3 separate regions of the Homo sapiens genome follow, and all the other regions are linked to region 1. Evidence: chromatin contacts called from ENCODE Hi-C or POLR2A ChIA-PET data. All regions are on one chromosome and are shown on one strand. The core of a region is the stretch at or near the end of the contact, and the rest is flanking DNA. Distances in the headings are between cores, read along the strand shown.

Evidence for each region. A loop is a pair of places that touch in the nucleus more often than their neighbours do. ChIA-PET counts read pairs that join two places held with the same protein, here RNA polymerase II (POLR2A). Pooled maps may share reads with other maps.
Region 2: a loop to region 1 is called in a pooled map, with 9 times the contacts of the local background. The contact joins the promoter of MDM2 here to the promoter of TMBIM4 in region 1. A Hi-C loop is called at or near these places in 7 of 50 pooled maps. POLR2A ChIA-PET finds 5 or more read pairs at or near these places in 2 of 52 experiments (CD4-positive, alpha-beta T cell and Caco-2).
Region 3: a loop to region 1 is called in a pooled map, with 11 times the contacts of the local background. The contact joins the enhancer-like site here to the promoter of TMBIM4 in region 1. A Hi-C loop is called at or near these places in 4 of 50 pooled maps. POLR2A ChIA-PET finds 5 or more read pairs at or near these places in 2 of 52 experiments (B cell and OCI-LY7).

The regions. Positions count from the first base shown.
Region 1 is chr12:66,168,365-66,171,477 of GRCh38, forward strand. It overlaps TMBIM4 (transmembrane BAX inhibitor motif containing 4), which reads right to left and starts at 1,632. Exons shown (of 7, transcript NM_016056.4): 1 at 1,491-1,632. The coding sequence starts at 1,587. RefSeq lists enhancers at 784-883, 1,366-1,890, 1,534-1,613.
Region 2 is chr12:68,806,487-68,809,599 of GRCh38, forward strand. It overlaps MDM2 (MDM2 proto-oncogene), which reads left to right and starts at 1,691. Exons shown (of 11, transcript NM_002392.6): 1 at 1,691-2,005; 2 at 2,722-2,806. The coding sequence starts at 1,992. RefSeq lists a silencer at 1,389-1,778 and enhancers at 1,980-3,113, 2,279-2,668.
Region 3 is chr12:68,174,168-68,177,280 of GRCh38, forward strand. No RefSeq gene overlaps it. Among named protein-coding and RNA genes, the nearest start is that of IFNG, 16 kb to the left of the region's middle. RefSeq lists an enhancer at 1,741-1,800. Within about 2 kb of position 1,529, at least 6 of the 41 ENCODE cell types and tissues checked have a DNase peak (open chromatin) inside an H3K27ac peak, as active enhancers do; they include B cell and OCI-LY7, where a contact is called at or near this core.

The sequences.
Region 1 (3,113 bases), core at 382-2,881:
TGGTGGTTCCAGGGACTGGGGGAAGGAAGGAATGGGGAGTTAATAGGTATAGAGTTTCAGTTTTGCAAGATTAAAAAGTTCTGGATATTGGATGGTATATAAGTTTAGTCTAAAGCTATGCCTTTAGATATTTTAAGTTCAGCCTAGGGGTTCTCGGTATATAGTGAACTATAACCTAGTAAACAGGCTGTAACCTACGCTTGAACCAATCACTGAGTTTCAGCCAAAGATGGCCACGTGTTCAAACCATGTTCAAACGGGCAAAAACCAAGCTGTAACCAATCAACTCTTTCTGTACCTCACTTCTATTTTCTGTACCTCACTTTACTTTCTCTCTCCATAAATTTTCTCCCACCAAGCGGCAGGACTCATCACTCTGAACCTTATTCTGGTTCCGGGACCTGCCCAATTCGCAAATCATTCTGTGCTCAAACTCCGTTAGATTTAATGTGTCTAAAGTTTTTCTTTTAACAGTGCACAACCATGTGAATAACTTAACACTACTGAACTATACACTTAAAAATAGTTAAGACGGTAAATTTTATGTTACCTGTATTTTACCACAATTAATTTTTTTTAAAAAAAAGCTGAGTTCACTGGCCAAAATAATTTCAAAATTCAATTCCAAAAATATAAATGCTAGGCACCAAGATTCTTGGTGCATCAGAACTATCTTCATCTTTCCTTTTCCAGAACAAGTTCTAGGCACTAAGATTCTTAGCACATCAGAACTATCTTCATCTTTCCTTTTCCAGAACAAGTTCCAGCTGCCTAAACAGGCTGAAAGTCTGGGGCTGTTTCGGCGATCAAATGACCAAACTAGAGCAGGCAATGGCTTCCACGTAGATGAAGCTGAGCATTTTAAATTCAAAAATTTCTGCCCATTGGCTACTACGTAATAACTTAAAACACAATTTAGACTGACTTAGGAAGCTTCTGTGTTGAGCAACTTCCTCAATAATCCTCAAAGACCTGTTGCATTCTGGGCCCTGCGGAGAGGAAATAGTGCCGTCAGGGAGCTTCCAGCCTAGCACAGGACGGTAAATATAAGCCTGTAACGCGAAACCCCACAGAACAAAAACATCAGGCCGTGGATTCCACTCGTGTGTACGTCAGTCACAGTGATCAACCGACTCATTTCCACGACGTTTCTTTTCACTTCAAGATGCCAAATTCAGGCTGCGGCGGTTTCCATCTGTCCCTTCCTACACCGCGGCGCCCGCTGGGGAGCCGGGGCGCACACAGGACAGCCGCAAGCCTTCTGGGCCTGGCGCCCTCCCACACCCGCTAGGAGGGGAGGAAGCGCCTCCCCGACTCCCTGAGGAGGGCGCCAGTCCTCTGGTACCCGGAGAAGGAGGGCCGGGAGCTCAGTGAGCACTCCCTGTGAGTCCCAGGAGATGGCCGCTCTCCCTCGGAAGCCGGAAGTCGGCTTCTAGAGGCCGAGCAGTGCAGACAAGCGGCTGGGAGGCACTGGAGAGGGGACAACGTACCCATTCGGATGTGCACGGTGGCGGAGGCCACGCTGCTGCCATAGTTGAAGTCGTCCTCGATCGAGGAGCGAGGGTACCGGGGGTCGGGGTCAGCCATGATGGCAACAGCACCCCTACCGGTCCCGGTCCACTAACCGCAACCGCCTCCTCCCCACTTCCGCGAGGAAGAGCCCAGCCCCAGCAAGCCGTGCGGCGTCGGCGGGCGAACACCGAGCGAGTCGATTTTCTCGCTTCAAAAATTCCAGCTGGGCGGAGAAAGCGGGGATGGCTCCGAGTTAGAATGGAAGAGAAAACGGTTTACATTCCCGGCGTCATCTGAAGTGAAACTTTTCTCAACACACTTTTTTTTTTTTTTTTGAGATGGAGTTTCACTCTTGTTGCCCAGGCTGGAGTGCAATGGCACGATCTCGGCTCACCGCAACCTCCGCCTCCCGGGTTCAAGCGGTTCTCCTGCCTCAGCCTCCCGAATAGCTGAGATTACAGGCGCCTGCCACCACGCCAGGCTAATTTTTTTATATTTTTAGCAGAGACGAGGTTTCACCATGTTAGCCAGGATGGTCTCGATCTGCTGACCTCGTGATCCGCCCGCCTCGGCCTCCCAAAGTGCTGAGATTACAGGCGTGAGCCACCGCGCCCAGCCTGAACACACTTTAAGTCCTTTCACCTTGGAGAGTTGCTAAAGTGATAGAACCCATGTCCCAGTCACCCATCCACTCAACAAATACCCATCTCATTCATCCACTTTTTCAATAATCACACCGAGGATGCATTTTTACTTCTATTATTTTAAAATAATAATAATACCTACATTTATTGAGCACTTTCTATAAACCAGGCTTTCTGAATGAAGTAATATTTAATCCTGAAAGGCAAGTAGGAGCCAACCAGAGAAAGAGCAGTGATGTAGGCTGGGCCTCAAGGGACCAACGTCTGCAAAGAGGGAGACGGTGAAGCTCAGCTGGTGTAGGGGACAGGTGGCAAAGAATGAGGCTGGATAGATAAACAAAGGCCAGATCATCCTAGGCCAGAAGTAGAATACATTGAAGAGGGCCATTACCAAAGGCAGAGAAAAGGGGATAAAGTTGTATTACTGTAAGAGAGAGATGATGGTGGCAAATACAATGGATTAGAGTGAATATTCATGATATTGTTGTCATTCCAATATAAAGAGGTGTAGACATACCCAGAGTAGTGTCATCCTAGGGTCCCTTGGAATTGTTTTGATGAGTTTACTCTGATCTACCCACATTGCCCAGTCCTCACCTTAACCACAACACCCGAACACTTAGCAAGTGGAATTCAGAACAGTTGTGGAACAGTCTATTCTAAACTAAATCCTTAAACTTGATGTTCTCAGAAGCCTTTGCCAAAAGAACTAACGTCACTTCCACAATGACAAGAAAAACAAAACAAAACAAAAAAACACTTTATCTTTTATGATTTTACAAACATTTTACAAGCATATCATTTTAATTTGTTTTTGTTGGTTTGTTTTGAGATAGAGTCTCAGTCTGTCACCCAGGCTGGAGTGCGGTGGCTCTATCTCGGCTCACAGCAGCCTTGACCTCCTGAGGTCAGGTGACCACCCCCGGGTAATTTTTTGTATTTTTTGTAGTGACGGAA
Region 2 (3,113 bases), core at 441-2,940, 2.6 Mb after region 1:
GGAGTCTTGCTCTGTCACCCAGGCTGGACTGCAGTGGCGCGATCTCCGCTCACTGCAACCTCTGCCTCCCGAGATCAAGCGATTCTTCTGCCTCAGCCTCCCAAGTGGCTAGGATTACAGGCGCCCGCCACGGGGCCCGGCTAATTTTTGTATTTTTAGTAGAGACAAGGTTTCACCATCTTGGCCAGGCTGGTCTCGAACTCCTAACCTCGTGATCCACCCACCTCAGCCTCCCAAAGTGCTGGGATTACAAGCGTGAGCCACCGTGCGCAGCCTATCACTTATCTTTTCATGCTTACATTTTCTCACTGCTTGAGATTTTCTTTCATCCAGGGTCAAGCACTGAGTCTATTAGAAACCCCACTGTATATGATCTGATGAAGATGAGATTATCTTTTTAAAAGCCACATATTAAATCTCTTAAGTTAATAATATTGGCAATCAACTTAAATCAACTGAGTGACCACTATGTTTAAGGAAGTTTCCTTTCTGGTAGGCTGGGAAGCGGGAGAAGGGAAGGATATAACTTTATAAAAAAAAAAAAGCTGCAGAAGGGAAGGATATAACTTTATAAAAAAAGGTCCTTGTTCACAAGGAGCTAATCACTTACTGGCCAGAGAAGAAACGTGTTCCTTCTTTGCAATGGCTGTGTTTTTGGGTTTAGCTAACTCAATTCTTTATGTCCTCAATTTATGAGACCGCATCAAAAACGTTTTTGCCACATCTCTGTGGGAAAGTAGGTGAGTCAGAATGAGTGCATAATATATAAGTATATATTTTAATGATAATGAATGTGTAGATTAACAAACCCAAACTTTGTTTTTGTTTTTTTGAGAGTCTTGCCCTGTCGCCCAGGCTGGAGTGCAATGGCATGATCTTGGCTCACTGCAGCCTCTGCCTCCCGGGTTCACAGGATTGTCCTGCCTCAGCCTCCGGAGTAGAGTAGCTGGGATTACAGGTGACCGCCACCACGCCCGACTAATTTTTGTAGTTTTTAGTAGAGACGGCGTTTCCCATGTTGGCCAGGTTGGTCTTGAACTCCTGACCTCAAGTGATCCACCCGCCTCGGCCTACCCAAAGTGATGGGATTACAAGCGTGAGCCACCGCGCCCAGCCAAACCCAAACATTCTAAAAGCGCAGAGTAACCGCTCCCCTCCCCGCCAACGGTAACCAGCATCTTCGTTCTCCAACCAGAACAGCTGTATGCACCGGTGTATAAGCCTGCCTTAAGTGCTATTTTTAATCTTTTTTAAAAACAGGCCTTAAAATAACTCATTTGGGTACAACTCCAGCGGCTGGTGGAGTGGGCTTAATATATTAAACAGCTGTTAATTTTGGTTTCTTTTTGGTAACAGCGACACGGAGATCCGCATTTGTCGCAGTTTCCACCGCGGGCGGGAAGTGTAAACACAAGAAATACAAACATAGCGCAACGGCTAAAGGAGTGTCACAGCGCCAAACCTTGCTGGCTCCGCGCCAGGCCGAGCCCCACCCTCTCAGCTCGCGGCCAACACCCCCACCCCGCCTCACAGCCCGCCGCGCCCGCGGGGCGACACCCCCCACTCCATCATCCCGGAGGTGGTGCGGCCGAGCCCCGGACCCAATTGGCGGAAGCGGGGCCGGTTGTGTGCGCGCGCACAAATGCCCGGATGCGCCGCGACGACCCGCGCGCTCCCCTCGGGCGGTAGGGGGCGCGCACCGAGGCACCGCGGCGAGCTTGGCTGCTTCTGGGGCCTGTGTGGCCCTGTGTGTCGGAAAGATGGAGCAAGAAGCCGAGCCCGAGGGGCGGCCGCGACCCCTCTGACCGAGATCCTGCTGCTTTCGCAGCCAGGAGCACCGTCCCTCCCCGGATTAGTGCGTACGAGCGCCCAGTGCCCTGGCCCGGAGAGTGGAATGATCCCCGAGGCCCAGGGCGTCGTGCTTCCGCGCGCCCCGTGAAGGAAACTGGGGAGTCTTGAGGGACCCCCGACTCCAAGCGCGAAAACCCCGGATGGTGAGGAGCAGGTACTGGCCCGGCAGCGAGCGGTCACTTTTGGGTCTGGGCTCTGACGGTGTCCCCTCTATCGCTGGTTCCCAGCCTCTGCCCGTTCGCAGCCTTTGTGCGGTTCGTGGCTGGGGGCTCGGGGCGCGGGGCGCGGGGCATGGGGCACGTGGCTTTGCGGAGGTTTTGTTGGACTGGGGCTAGGCAGTCGCCGCCAGGGAGGAGGGCGGGATTTCGGACGGCTCTCGCGGCGGTGGGGGTGGGGGTGGTTCGGAGGTCTCCGCGGGAGTTCAGGGTAAAGGTCACGGGGGCCGGGGGCTGCGGGGCCGCTTCGGCGCGGGAGGTCCGGATGATCGCAGGTGCCTGTCGGGTCACTAGTGTGAACGCTGCGCGTAGTCTGGGCGGGATTGGGCCGGTTCAGTGGGCAGGTTGACTCAGCTTTTCCTCTTGAGCTGGTCAAGTTCAGACACGTTCCGAAACTGCAGTAAAAGGAGTTAAGTCCTGACTTGTCTCCAGCTGGGGCTATTTAAACCATGCATTTTCCCAGCTGTGTTCAGTGGCGATTGGAGGGTAGACCTGTGGGCACGGACGCACGCCACTTTTTCTCTGCTGATCCAGGTAAGCACCGACTTGCTTGTAGCTTTAGTTTTAACTGTTGTTTATGTTCTTTATATATGATGTATTTTCCACAGATGTTTCATGATTTCCAGTTTTCATCGTGTCTTTTTTTTCCTTGTAGGCAAATGTGCAATACCAACATGTCTGTACCTACTGATGGTGCTGTAACCACCTCACAGATTCCAGCTTCGGAACAAGAGACCCTGGTTAGTATTTTTGTCTCGTGTAACTTTTAAGAATAATTTATTTTATGAAGTGATAAACTAAATTTCGTATACCTCAATTGTAGCATGGCTCTGTAAATAAAATTGTATGTGCATAGCTTAAAGTGTGCTACCTCTGGCGTAACTGCGTGGAGTTAAAAACTGTTAAGAACTGGTCAGTATTTTTTTAGCCATTTGCCACATTTGCTTTAAAAATTAGTTCCATTACATTGTTAAGCGTGGTTGAAGTTACGTTTGTTACGTGACTGATTTTTTTTTCCTTTTTGACCTCCCAGTATTTAATTTTTAA
Region 3 (3,113 bases), core at 279-2,778, 2.0 Mb after region 1:
AACCCTAGAAGAAAATCCAGGCAATGCCATTCAGAAGATAGGCATGGACAAAGATTTTATGACAAAAACACCAAAAGCAATTGCAACATAAGCAAAAATTGACAAATGGGATCTAATTAAAATAAAGAGCTTCTGCACAGCAAAAGAAACTATCATCAGAGTGAACAGACATCCTATAGAATGAGAGAAAATTTTTGCAATCTAGCCATCTGATAAAGGTCTGATATCCAGAGTCTACAAAGAAGTTAAACAAATTTACATTAAAAAAAAACTCAACCCCATTAAAAAGTAGGCAAAGGATATGAACAGACACTTCTCAAAAGAAGACATGCATGCAGCCAACAAACATGAAAAAAGCTCAACATTACTGGTCATTAGAGAAACGTAAATCAAAATAATAATCAGATACCATCTCATACCGGTCAGAATGGTGATTATTAAAAAGTCAAGAAAAAATGATGCTGGTGAGGTTGCAGAGAAAAAGGAATGCTTTTAGATGGTTAGTGGGAATGTAAATTAGTTCAACCATTGTGGAAGACAGTGTAGCAATTCCTCAAAGATTTAGAAACAGAAATACCATTTGAACCAGCAATCCCATTATTGGGTGTATACCCAAAGGAATATAAATCGTTCTATTATAAAAACACATGCACACATATGTTCATTGTAGCACTATTCAAAATAACAAAGACATGGAATCAACCCACATGCCCATCAATGATAGACTGGATAAAGAAAATGTGGTATAAATATACACCATGGAATACTATGCAGCCATAAAAAGGAATGAGATCATGTCCTTTGCAAGAACATGGATGGAACTGTAAGCTGTTATCCTCAGCAAACTAACACAGGAGCAGAAAACCAAACACCACATGTTCTCACTCACAAGTGGAAGCTGAACGATGAGATCACATGGACACATGGGGGGAACAATACGCACTGAGGCCTGTTGGGGAAGTGGGGTGAGGAAGAGCATCAGGAAGAATAGCAAATGGATGCTGGGCTTAATATCTAGGTGATGGGTTGATCTGTGCAGCAAATCAGCATAGCACACATTTACCTATGTAACAAACCTGTACATCCTGTGCGTGTACCCCAGAACTTAAAATAAAAATTGATGGAATAAAAAAGATTAGGCATCCCAAAACTTAATGATATATAACTTGTCCTATTTGAAAATTAGAAACATCATTTGCTAATTAGAATCATAGATCATGACTTATATGCTGGTCATATTTATGGTTGCATTAGGAATCCTATCAACCACAAAAAAAGTATGCCCTGCACTCTGTCTTTTTTTTCCTAAAAAGAAAAATAAAGCCAATCACAAGAGGGAAAATCTAAATGACATTTCACAAAGTGTTCAATCTATGCTTCCATTAGGAAAGTGAAAGAACCCAAGAATGGGAAATATTTCTTGTCACCCCAGGTGAATTTGAAGAAGTATTTTTCTGGTTGGCTTTTTCAGCAAGACTAACAACATTCTGTTCTATTGGCCTGTGGTCAGGGGTTTCCCCCAAGGTGCCTTCCATCTCTCGGCAAAGAGCAGTAACTTGGTGGGTTGTTTTCTTCTTAGTCACCTGATAGGATTTCCCAGGACAGAGGTGTCAAGCCAATTCTGACCTAACTTCCCATGTCCTTCCTGTGGGTCACCCTGAGAAAAAAGGAAATCGCTCTTCTCCCCCACCTGGTGCTGATGTCATTCCTCTCTTCAGCCCAGCGTCTCAATGCACTCAGGGACGCTTCTGCCTCTGCAAAGAGCAAAGGCTTCAAGTGATGGCCTTGCATGGTAGCATTCTCTATCACAGAGTCAGGAAGCTCTTAGACTTCCTTTTATTTGAAGAACTGCAAGGAAACCACCTGCAGAGCTCCCAAGACCTCAAGAGTTTGTTTTGCACCTTCGCTCTTCTGAGGTAATCACACCTGCTGCCACAGCTTCAATAGCTGAAGCCAAGGAGTAAAAATTGCACCAACATCTATAAATCCATATGAAGCTGAGTGGTCTGAATAACCTTACCAGATGTTTTTCTCATAGAAGAAAAAAAGTCCAAGTTATCCTCATGTGCTTTTCTTCCTCACTAGGTTTTAAGGTCCTAGAGAGTATACACTGCCTCTTAGTCTTCTTCATCTATCTCAAAGTGCCTGGCTGAGTGCTTTACATGAAGTATCCAATAATTCTTGACCATCAGACCTGGGGGGTGGAACCAGCAGGGCCATTTAGCCAGGGCTGCAAGCCCAAACAGATCTCTATTCTTCAGCTGCAAGTTAGTGCCCAAGCCACATAGGGAATAGGATGATACCTCATTACACATGCTGATGTTAGCTTTAAACTATGCCTGCCCTCTGTTTTCCTAAAAGCTGTGTTACTGCCAATCTCAAAAGCTGCTGTTCATAGTCATTCACTGTTGGACATTAATGACAAATCACTTTCATGAACTGACATCCATTTAAAGGGATTTTTTAAAAATGTGTTTATCTCATAACTGCTCCTGTTTATATGAGGATCCTGTCTTCTTTGAGATTATAATGACAACAAATGTTATTCGTTTTCTGCACTATTCATATAAACAACATAACTGGGCATAATACTTTCATGATATCATGTCATTACTAATAAATCACCTTTTTAAAACATCTCTATGATAGTATCATGGTTAACAAACAGCACAGACAAAGGAGCAAGACTGAGTTTGAGTCCAGGCTCCATCTTTTACCAGCTGTGTAAACTGTGTGAATCTAGGCAAGCTCCTTAAAGTCTCTGGACTCTACTTCACAGGTTTTTTGTGGGATTCAAATGAGTTATATGTGCAGCTCTTGGAATAATACTTGGCATATAGCAAGCACAATGTGTGCTCATCATTTTTATTTCCATTTTATGGGTTTTTTTCCCTTGTAACCTGATTTAGAAGTTGTATTTGTACATTTCTTCATGTTTAACGTATTTGTTCAGGTTAAATTGAAATATTTTACATATAGAAACTGAGGTTGGGTTACCTCAGAAACAGAGCTTGAGACAAGGATTTTTTTTTTTTTTTTTTTTTTTTGGTGGTGATTCTAGGAAGCACCAGTAGAAAAGAGGCAAAGAGATTCAGGGAAGGGAAGGAAGTCAG